Regions from separate parts of the Mus musculus genome. Here region 2 is linked to region 1. The links are chromatin contacts, found by Hi-C in ENCODE. All regions are on one chromosome and are shown on one strand. The core of a region is the stretch at or near the end of the contact, and the rest is flanking DNA. Distances in the headings are between cores, read along the strand shown.

Region 1 (5,846 bases), core at 1,852-4,351:
CCTGCTACCAGAATCCATTAGAATAGATATCTTTCATTCTGGCCTTTTCTTGTGTCTCATTTGGCTCAACGCTACGTGGTTGTGTGGTTTGGGGCAAGCCAGCTCCTAGGTGTCACTTGTCATCTACAAATATGAGTATTTACAGTATTTTCCTCATGGGCTTCTCATGGGAATTAGGCAAACTAATACCTGCAAGTGCCTGCATTAGAACTCAACACACAGAAAAACATTAGCTACCACTTATTTTCCCAATAATTTACCTTATCATGGGAATATATATATATATGTATATATATATATATATATATATATATATATATATATATATTTAAATTACTCAAGTATGCTGAAGCTTACAGAACTGTGTAGAATGGGGGGAAAGGCAAAAAACCAAACAAACAAAAACCCAACAAAACCCAACCAACCAACCAACCAACCACAAAACAACCACCCCACCACCCATTTCTGCCTCACAAAAGAAAAAATGAAATCCCCAAACCCTCAAAATTTGACGATGATGTTACACAAAATGGGAAGCCCAAACTTCAACTCCAGGGTCTTTTGAGATACCTACTGCTCAGAGGGCAAAAGCATTTAATACCAAACTGGAGCACCTGCGTTCATCTTGCCCCCTCACCCAGCATGGTGGAGCACCTGTGTTCATCCTGCCCCCTCACCCAGCATGGTGGAGCACCTGTACTCATCTTGCCCCTTCACCCAGCATGGTGGAGCACCTGCGTTTATCCTGCCCCTTCACCCAGCATGGCAGAAGGTGATAGCTATTTCTTGAACGTTGTTCCAGGGACTTCCACATACACACAAATAAATGAATATATATCCTTCAATTTCAAATACTTATTCATATTTTGAGTGTAGAACCCACACCCTTCACAGTTTAATCCTGCCAACTCTCAGTTAAAACCCCGTCACTGGTTCCCACTGCAGAGGAGTGCAGGATTCCATGTTACCTGTGCACCCGTTGATTTTCAAACAGATGCCACCCACACATTAATCTCTTTTGTGCCTCCATTCTTCCTGCCCTATTAAATCAGCCCCCCTTTTTAATAGAAACAAAGTTTTAGGTTTACAGGGAATTTACATAGAAGGTACATGTCTCCAGCAGTTTTTCTTATGATTACATCTTGGCTTGGTGTGGTATATTTGTTGAAACAGTAGCAATGGGTTATTGTTAACTTCCGTCCACAGTTTATATCACGGTTCACCTTTGTGGAGCACAGGTCTATGGCCTCTGACAATCAAATAATGCTCTAGGTCCATCATTATGGTGACATACAGAATAGCTTCATTGCCCTGTGGTTGTCTCTTCTCCCCGCTTAGTTAAGCGGTTAACAGAACTGGGAAGACTTCTCAGAGCCCTTCAATTCCAGGGCTCCAGAGCACCCTTGCATAGTGCTTCCTACACTTGGTATAGCCCAGCTTCTGCTTCTTCCAGTAGATGGTTTGCCCTTGAGGAAGGGACTGTGCACACAGATCAAAATTGGTAACTCCTAGCCTAGACAACTGCGCTTAACAGATGCCTGTTCAGTGTTGGCTGAACTAAATCGGACAATGGGCCAGTGTTAGCAAGGCATTTTCTGTAGAAGTCTCCAGAGGATAAGCTATAGACCTGGAATTCTGATAGTGACACACGTGCTTCCTTGCAAATCTGACCTATCAAAGGATATGTTCTTGCATCCTTTTTGATTTCAGCTAAGCACCAGCACAGGTGAGGTTGCTCAGACCAGCTTTCTTTTACACAGGCCACAGGCTGCTTCCCAATCCTGCCACTCTCCAAAGAGCCAAGTGAAAAAGCAGGCAAGCATGGTTGTTTTCCTCTATCCTAACTAGACACCCCTCTCTCAGGAAGACCCCTGGAGAGTCATTCTTCCCAGGTGGATCCCCCCTGCAACAATCAGAGATGCTCGGTGTGTCCTCTTTGAGCAAGGAGCACCTTCCCAGAAACATTTATTTTCTTAATTCACGCTGAGCCTTTTGCTTTAAAGACACTGTTCTCAAACGTTCTAAAACTCCGTAGGAACAAGCAGATCCGAACAAAGGCAAATAAATCGAATCCTGCAAAGTAACAAAGCAGACGCCTTTTCCCAACAGCCAGCACAAAGCTAAATGAAAAATATCAGTCATCCACTAGATACAGTATTTCCCCCTCCAGACGGAGCTGGGGCCTGTAGACCTCCCCCACTACAAACAGGAGGCCGAGAAGGTACAAAAAAAAGTATTAATTCCTAAACGAGTCATCAATTTGAGCTGCACAGTCTACCTCTCCACACTAGCAGTTTGAAAGACCTTGGCTGTTACTTCTCTGTACCTGTCTCCAAATACACGTGGAGGTGATGGCGAGAGGGAGGGAGCCCACCGCCACGTATGCATAAGGGAGGGAGGACGGGATTCAGGGCTGAGGGCAGATCTCTGAGGACAGTCAGTGCTCCCCAAAGAACAAGCCCCCCATCTCTTTGCACCTCTAAACTGGAAGAAACGGTGTAAGAGCTGGGGGACGCCTGTCCAGTCCAAGCAGAGCCCTCGAACCCTGAGCTTTGATGCTGCAGCAGCAGCGATCGCCTGCGGGCACCTGGGTTCCTGGGGGGAGGGGGGCGGGGCCTCCCCCAGGTGTGAGAGTGCGAAGGCCACCAGAGCCAGCCCAGCGGACCCCAGGGGACCCCAGCAGCCTCCGCTTGGGGACGCCGTGTAGAGGAGCGGCGCATCGGCGCCCCTAGCAGCAGGCACGGGGCCCCACGGGCCTGGCTCGGGGAAGGGGCGCCCGCGCGGCGGCGCCGAGGGGGTTAACCGGGCTGTCGGCGGCCGCAGCGCACTTAACCCTCGGTCAGCCGCGCCAGCCTGGGGGTGGCGGCGTCCGAGTCGCGCGCCGTGGAGTCCGGGGGGCGCGTGGGCCGCAGGCGGGCAGCTGGGGCGCGGCGCGGCCGGTGGGAGGCCCGGGCGCGCGGGGGAGGGCGGGGGACGGCGGCGGCGGGCGCGCAGCGTCGCCAGGGCGAAGCCGGCGTGCAGCGCGGCGCGGCGGGCGCGGAGCGGGCGGGCGGGCGGGCGGGCGAGCGCCTCCGTCCCCGGATGTGAGCTCCGGCTGCCCGCGGTCCCGAGCCAGCGGCGGCGCGGGCGGCGGCGGCGGCGGCGGGGCACCGGGCACCGCGGCGGGCGGGCGGACGGGCGGCATGGGGGGCGCGCCGAGCGGCCCGGCAGGCCGGGCGGGCACCACCACGGTGTCCCTCCGCTAGAGGAGGGGACCAAGCCAATTCTCCTTTGCAGTAAAAAAAAATAAAAAAAATAAAAAATTACATGTATATATTACTAAGATAATATATACATCTGATTTTATTTTTTACAAAAAGTTTATTTTGCTCCATTTTTCAAAAAAAAAAGAAGGAGCGTGGGTGGCAGGCGGTTTTTATAAATTATCTTTATTTTTGGTTATTTGTCTCTGTCCTTCCCCACCCCCTGCTGAAGCGAAAATAAGGGCAGGGACCGCGGCTCCTACCTATCCGTAACCTCCCATATCCGTTCCTCCCCCTCCCTAACCCTGAGCATAGTGCCCTGCACACAGTAGGCGCTCAATAAATGTTCGTGGATGATGATGATGATGATGATGAAAAAAATGCAACATCAACGGCAGCACCAAGAGGACCATGCGAACGGTGAGCAGCCTGAGCTTGGGTACCCGCTGCCAAACCTCATCCTATCATGATCCTACTCTTCCCACCCCCAACCCCCCATCTCCGATGCGTTGGGTGGGTTGAGGGGGTTGGAAATGATGCTTTTGGCTTGGTGTCATCTACATAGAAAGGGGTGATGCGCGGCAGCTACTCCGTTCTCCTCTTCAGGCCGTGAATGTCAGTTAATTCTGCATTTGCTGGGGTGGGGGCGGCCATTTGGGTGTGTGTGGAGTACTGTGGAGCCAAGGGGCAAGAGTGAGGTGATCCGGGTTCAGTGTGCTCGGGCTCAACTTTCCTCTTTCATCGCCCCTGAGCGATGGAAGAGGAGGTGTTAGTCTTCAGCCTGAACCCTTTTTCCAGCCTCCCCCTATCTCCCGCGCCTCTGGTTGACTAAGAAGAAGGTCCTTAGTAGCATCAGGAAAATTCTAGGACTGTTCCAGGTTTACCCCTTGGGTCGCTTGGTCCCATCATCTCATGGGAGAAGCCCCGGGTCTTGGGATCTGAGGGAACAGGGTCGGGTGGAGCGTGTATTCCCGCTCCCTGTGCCTCCTGTGCACACGTCGGTAACCTAGCAATGCCCAGAGAGTTGCTGCCGCTGTGGGGCTCTGCAACTCACCACGTGCAGTTTCCACACCAGCGGGGGCCGGGTCTAAGAAGGCTGGGGTGCTTTTGGCCAGGTTCCCTTCATGGAGGTCGTTAGCATTTCCCAGCCCTGGTTTTCTTGAAGCCTTTTCCGGTGAGCGCTTCTCAAAGGAACCGCTTGGCAAAACTAGTCCCTGATCTCAGATTGAGTGCCACCTGCCTGCTTTGCTCTGTCCCAGGCTTAAGGACAGTAGGGCAGGAGACCTGTGCTTGCTTTGACTCTTTACTTAGTGATAATTGGTTTTGCAAACGCCCGATTTCCAACCTCTGACACCACTCTCACTTTGACATCTGCTTCAGCAGAGGTGATGGTGGCCCAATGTCCATCTTCCAAGGAATGACCAGACCCACAGTGAGGCGAGCTCTATACATGAAGGGACACCCTCCATCCCATGCCCTCCCCTTCCCCCCTCCCCCGCCCGCTTTTGAGTATTTTGCCCTGGGAGTACCTGGATGCTACTCTACACTGAGATAATTATTGCATAGGCCTTGAGGTTCCCTGACATAATGCACCCTGACTCTTAGGGTGCAGGCCGATTAGATGCTGGCTTGGCTGCTGCTGCTGCAATTTAAAATGCAATAATAATAATAAAAAAGCCTTAAAGATGTTTTTCTGTTTTCTGAAGCTTGTGGAGGAAATGAGTCCCAAGCATCATGAATTTTCATTTGTAGGAAGTGTTAATGCATAATCTAGATATTTGTTGTGGGGCTTTTGGTATTGCCTGGTGCCAGTAAAGAGGTTTTTTTTTTTTTTCCCATGTAGAAAAAATTGCATATATGGCTATGGAGAGCTTTTGGAGGAATAGTCTAAAAGTGGTTAAAACTACTGAATTATTGGTTGAGTGTGTGTGTACGTGTGCCCGCGTGTGTGCGTGTGTGTGTGTGTGTGTGTGTGTGTGTGTGTGTGTTGGTAATTACTTTTTGAGAAAGGGAGTTGTGTATATCTGTTAAGCCATGAGAGATACATGTGTTTTCAAAGTCAGGAAAAGACACGGGATCACTGTGAGAATGGCCTCAGTTTGTCAGAAGAGATGCACTAAAAGATTCCTTTTGAAGACACAGGTATGGAAGAGTACCAGTGTGGTTAGGTGTGGCACAACAATGGCCCTGCATGACTGATGCTCAGAGTAGAGCTCTGGTGACTTTTGCATTGCCTGGCCAAACCCCACTACTTGTGACAGAAGGTTCAAAATGGGAAATGCAAGATGGGAGACACTTTTGCTTTTTAAAAAGATAGTATGGATTGAAGTCTTCTTCTTCTTCTTCTTCTTTTTTTTTTTTCCAAAAGGAATAATCTCTTTTCTCCTCTCCTCAGAGGCAAACTATGCAAGAGGCACCAGACTCCCTATTTCTGGTGAAGGACCAACTTCTCAGCCCAACAGCTCCAAGCAAACTGTCCTATCTTGGCAAGCTGCAATCGATGCTGCTAGACAGGCCAAGGCCGCCCAGACCATGAGCACCTCTGCACCCCCACCTGTAGGATCTCTCTCCCAAAGAAAACGTCAGCAATACGCCAAGAGCAAA
Region 2 (5,574 bases), core at 2,483-4,982, 100 kb before region 1:
TATCTTTTAAAATTAACATTATTTTATTTATTATTTTACACTCCAGATTTTATTTCCACCCCCCCATTCATCCTCTGACTGTTTCACATCCCATACCTCCTCCCCAAATCCCTGTCTCCATGAGGATGTCCCTACCCCCAACCCCCTAAACAATGTATATTTTTAAAAATAAAGTCTTACTATTGTAACCCTGGCCAGCCTGGAACTAACTCACTATGTAGGCTGGCCTTGAACTTGCAATAATCCTCCTGCCTCTGCTTTCCAGCTGCTAGGATTATAGGCACACATATCCACCCCTGACTCCAGATTGCATTTTTAATGGAAAATCTAATGACTTGATTTGTATTTTTGAGACATGAGATCCTGTAGCCCAGGCTGGCCTAGGGCTCCCTATGTAGCTGAGGATAGCCTTGAACTTTTTATTCTCCTGCCTATATCTCCTCCCCACATAGGTTCTGTGACTACATACAGGAGCATACCACTGTCCAGGTCTATCTGTCTGTCTGTCTGTCTTCCTTCCTGCCCCAGGGGACTGGACCTCGAGCGTCACACGTGCTAGGCAAACTCATAACTACAGGTCTCTACACCCAGCTAAAGCCTTCTTGAACTATGCATTTTGACAGAATCTTCTGTGGTTCAGAATAGTCTCAATTTCCTTTGTTGCTGGAGTCTGTCCTCTCATGCCCCATACTCCTAAGGTCCGGCATTATTGGCACGTGCTGCCACTCAATCTTTTTTTTTTTTTTTTAACTTTTATTCTTCTTTCATACATTACACCACCTCCCTCCACTCCTCCCAGTTCCTCCTCCTGCCTCCTCTCTCCCTTGGATCAACTCCTCCTCTATTTCCCTTTAAAACAAACAAACAAACAAAAAAGAGATATCCCACAGATATCCAACTAAGTGGGAGGAATGGGGTCCCAAGTACAGGAAAAAGAGTCAGACAACCCCCCTCCCCCTTTCCACTGTTAGGAGTCCCACAAGAACACCAAGCTACACAAACATAAGGTATATGCAGAGGACCTAGCTCAGACCCGTACAGCGTTAGTGCTTGCTTGTGCTTCAGTCTCTGTGAGGCCCCATGAACTCTGCTTAGTTGATTCGGTGGGCTGTGTTCTTGTGGTGTCCTTGACAGCTCTGGCTCCTACAATCTTTCTTCCCTGTCTTCCCTGATTTCAAGATCACAAGATCTGTGGGGCTCCCTAAGCTCCACCTAATGTTTGGATGCGGGTTTCTGCATCTGCTCCCCATCAGTTGCTTGATGATGGATGCCCCTTTGATGGCAACTGGGCTAGACTCTGATCTCCCAGTATAGCAGAACCTCATTAGGAATCATTTCACTGACTTTATTTTCAGTTATATTGGTTCTATTCTGGTTCTCTTGGCCGTCCTACCTTTGGTTCCCGGTCATCTAGGCAGTGTCAGGCGGCTGCCCCTCCTCCTGCTCCTCCTCCTGCGCCTCCTCCTGCTCCTGCTCCCCCTCCATCTCAGAGTTTTCTGGTTGTGATAAGTGAAATTATAATAAGATTTCCTTAAACTGCCAGATGGAAGAGCGGATAAAGATACATATTACCTTAGAGTGTGATGGTCTTAGCTCAGATGAAATGTTTCTTAAAAACTGAAGGACTCTGAGGACAAAATGTGTCCTCGCAGAAGATACAATGTATGGCAACTGTGGAGCTGCGGGCGGAAATGTCATTTGAGTGCCACTGGGGGGCGCAGCGGTACAGTGAGTAAGAGGAAGCCAGCGTCTACCGTTACCTCAACTTCGGCTCCCTTGAGACTTCCAACCGGCCACTTAATCTCCTTCTGGGTCAGTTTCCTTGTCTGCAAAATAGAGATATTCTTTTCTCACTGTATTTTGATGAGACTTAGATACGATAAAGTTCAAAGCACTTTTTAAAAGTGCACCGTGACCATTCAAATAAATGGGCTGGCGAGGACTGCCAAGATAGGAAACAGTAAGGGGCAAGGTAGAGAATTGGAGCATCCTGGCTTTGTGTATAAATTTTAATTCAACTATTTATAAGAGGTGTATTTTTTTTTTTTTGCTTCAAAGATAAAGAGCTGTGGTTATCTATAGAGAATAAAACTGCATGGTAGGGGAGGTTTCTACTTATTACACTATGTCTATTGAGAAGAGAAACGGTGTCTGGGCAATGGGGTTATGGACTTTGATTTCAGTATTATTTCCTCTTTAAAAAGCTAAACATAGTTTTTCAAGATCACAGAAAGGCCCTTGTGGTAGATTATTTTAGGTGAAGTGGAGATGTTATTGGTAAAGAGTAATCATGGCCCAGAGAAAGCAATCTTTTCAAGGCTGAGTCCCTAGGCACGGGAAGTACTGCAGGTTCATATGAGTCTTGGCATCCCTTGAATGTAGCAAACTAGGTGACAGGTTTTCTCTGCTAAGAAATCCCTTTCTCTGGCATAATATTGTTGGGAGATCATACTGTTGGCTGTGCTTGAGGGAGCTGTCTGATGCTCACACTAGAGCATTGGTCCAGAAAATTCCCCTTTCCCAAAGGTCTCCTTTTGTCCCATCTCTGGGCTGTCTTGTACTGTTTTCTTTGCTGAAGTTTTCTCTCTCCAATGGCTCTCCTCTATCTCTCTATCAACCTCAAGATAATTTCCTCCCCTTATTTACCAGTCTCAAAATAGTGAGTTTGATATGAGCTCCTTTTTTGCAAGCCTCCGGGAACACATTTCAGCATAGCAGGCGTGTGTTGTTACACCCCAGCTGTTATGTTAACATCTGTGCTCTGAGGTCACCATTCTCCTCCCCTCCTTCTCATCAAGCTAGTGACCACTAGCAGCTCTTGCCATTGCTATCCACATAGCTACATCCCATGGTCAAGCCAGAGGCTTCACTGTTTTGCATATTAAAAAAGAGGTCTAATTTATGTCCCATGAGACTCACTTTTCTAAAGCGTGCAACTTAGTATTTTTTCTTTTTCTTTTTTGAGACAGGTTTCTTTCTGTAGCCCAGGCTAGCCTTAACTTTATGGTCCTCCTGAGTGTTGGGCTCATAGGGACGAACCACCACATCCAGCTAGGTTTTTCATTCATTCATTCATAAATCTGTGGATACATCAGCAATTTCTAATCCCAGAATATTTTCCTAATCTCCAAAGGATATGCCAGATTCACTGCGTGTTACTCCAGTGCTCAGCCCTAGCTCCCGAAGCCATCGATCCACTGCCACCTGCTTGCATCTGCCCACCCCTGACATCTCTGTAATGACAGCACTATGCACACGACCTTGAGCTCCCATCTTTATCAGGGACAGCCCCCACTTCCTTCTTCTGCCTTTCTGAGCACCCTCTCTTTCCTATGCCTCCTGTCTTGGGGTACAGCTCTCAGTTTTTTCCATGCCTCCTCCTTCTCTTCTGATCCTCTTAATGTTGGGGAGCCTTTACCCCTCAGCTGAGGGATCTCTTTTCCCCAGCACTCCCCAGGCACCCCCAGGCTTGTAGATTTAAATGCTGTACATTGCCATTAACTCCTACACTTGAGCTTAGCCAGGAAATGACGTCATCAACTCCTAAATTTATACCCCTAGCAAGGACTTTCCCTCTACTTCCAGAACTTTTTGTTCATCTCCTCTCTGTTTCCCAACATGCACTGCACAGTCAGCATGCCCAGAACTGACCTTGGGGGTCACCCCCTGCCTCCAATGTCTTCCACCCACAGCTGCTTCTCTAGTTGCTCGGCTCAGAAACTTAGCAGCCATGCCTCACTTCCTCACACCCCCACTCCCTGCATTGCATCTATGTCACATTCTGCTGGCTCTTCTTCCAAAATGCACTCAGAACCTAGTTCCTCATTTTGTTCCTTGATGCTTTTTGTGCTTAGGGAAGCCTATCTGTTTTCATGTGTGTTGTGTGGATGTAGTGTATATAAAGGTGTGTGTGTGTGTGTGTGTGTGTGTGTGTGTGTGTGTGTGTATTTAGACAGGCTGGAGAAGGATTCAGGTGTCTTACTCTATGGCCAACCAGGTTATTTTTTGAGACAAAGTCTCTCACTGAACCTAAGGAAGGCTTGCTGTTTCAGCTACTCTGGCTGGCCAGTGAGTTCCCAGGATCAGCCTGTCGGTCTCTGCCCACCCTTCCTCCTCCCCGCCCCCGTGCTAGAGTTACAGGCATGGCTGTGCCAGCTTTTATGTGGGTGCTAGGGATTCAAATTCAGATTTTCTTGTCTCCATAGCCAGCGTGCTTATCCATCGAACCGTCTCCCTAGCCCATTGGGTAATGTATAAACAGCTGACGGGAGTTTCTGCCACCACCTCTATGGACATACTTAGCTTTAGAGATTGTTTTAAGACAAGTTAAGTCATGGCGTTCTTTGCTAAGAATCATTCAGTAGATCACCACATTGCTCAGAATAAAAGCCAAAGCGCACACATTGTCCATCCTGCGAGCAACGCTTTGCTCTCACGCCGTCAGACCCATCCCGCTAGTCTCTGCCTTGATGACCTGAGTCAGCCCCAGTGACCTCCTCACTCATCTCAGAGACACACCTCACAGTCTGCACTTACTGTCCTGCTTAGAGTGCTCTTCTCCACATGCCTCTTGTCCCTGTTGTTCAGTTCTTTGTTTATATGTGACTTAGTTAATCAAGTGCAACTCCACTCTCACTGATTAATTAGAGTCAGTGTCTTATGTATTCCAGACTGGTCTCTAAGTTGCTACATGCCCAAGAATGACCTTGAACCTCTGATCCTCCTGACTTCACCTCCCGTGTGCTAGAGTTACAGGTGTATATCACATACCTAGTTTATGAGATACAGGAAAACTGAACTCAGGGCTTTGGGCATGCTAGGTAACATGGTCAAATGAGCTATATCTGTACCTGACATGCACTGTTCATAATTGCAACTTGCTTTCAACTTTTCTTCCATATTCTCAATACAACTTTCTGTTCCTTTAACTGTTTTCACACACACACACACACACACACACACACACACATATAGATGCATACACAGGTACACACACATATGTGTACATAATGCATCTACATGTATACACATTTGCACACATGTTTGTTTTATTGAAATCCTTCCCCACTTGCCTGCAGACCTTATGAGTACAAGGGCTTCATTTTGTGCCCTGTTGTGTTCCTAGTCAATTGGTTCGTCTCTGCTTGATGTACACTGGCTGACTGTACACTGTGTGGAATGGTAGCAGCCTTCTATTTGCATCTTCTAACAACACAGCTCCTCCGACCTATGGGCTCATGTCGTGATTTCCAAGGGACATTTGCTCTGCACATCTTCCCTGAGGTCCTTGGGGAGTCAACATGCATCCCCATCTGTGAGCTTGGCATAGAAACTTCCTCTCCTCCAGATGTATGGATGCCAATTCTTGGGCAGAGATTGCAGGAGGAGAGGAGGTTATTTGGGGCATTATTCTTTGCTCACTGAAGCCGATGTGACAGGAGTTTGCTATGAACAAGGTTAGCAAGCACAGATACAAACGCTGGCTGGGAAGAGCTGCAAAGAGATTTCAGCGTGCAGTCCCTAATCATCTGACTGACCGCACTTGCCTTCTCTCTCCCTGCCCGCTGTTCCCTC

The links. A loop is a pair of places that touch in the nucleus more often than their neighbours do.
Region 2: a map of heart shows a loop between it and region 1 (9-fold over the local background). The contact joins the promoter of 4831407H17Rik here to the promoter of Cacna1d in region 1. A Hi-C loop is called at or near these places in 11 of 37 maps with a recorded cell type or tissue (T-helper 17 cell, T-helper 2 cell, heart and 1 more).

Annotation. Positions count from the first base shown.
Region 1 is chr14:30,350,741-30,356,586 of GRCm38, reverse strand. Cacna1d (calcium channel, voltage-dependent, L type, alpha 1D subunit) reads left to right here and starts at 3,101. Exons shown (of 47, transcript NM_001083616.2): 1 at 3,101-3,662; 2 at 5,638-5,846. The coding sequence starts at 3,596.
Region 2 is chr14:30,456,194-30,461,767 of GRCm38, reverse strand. 4831407H17Rik (RIKEN cDNA 4831407H17 gene) reads right to left here and starts at 3,732. Exons shown (of 4, transcript NR_131095.1): 1 at 3,652-3,732; 2 at 1,761-1,826; 3 at 1,394-1,679. It also overlaps a transcript of Cacna1d not described here.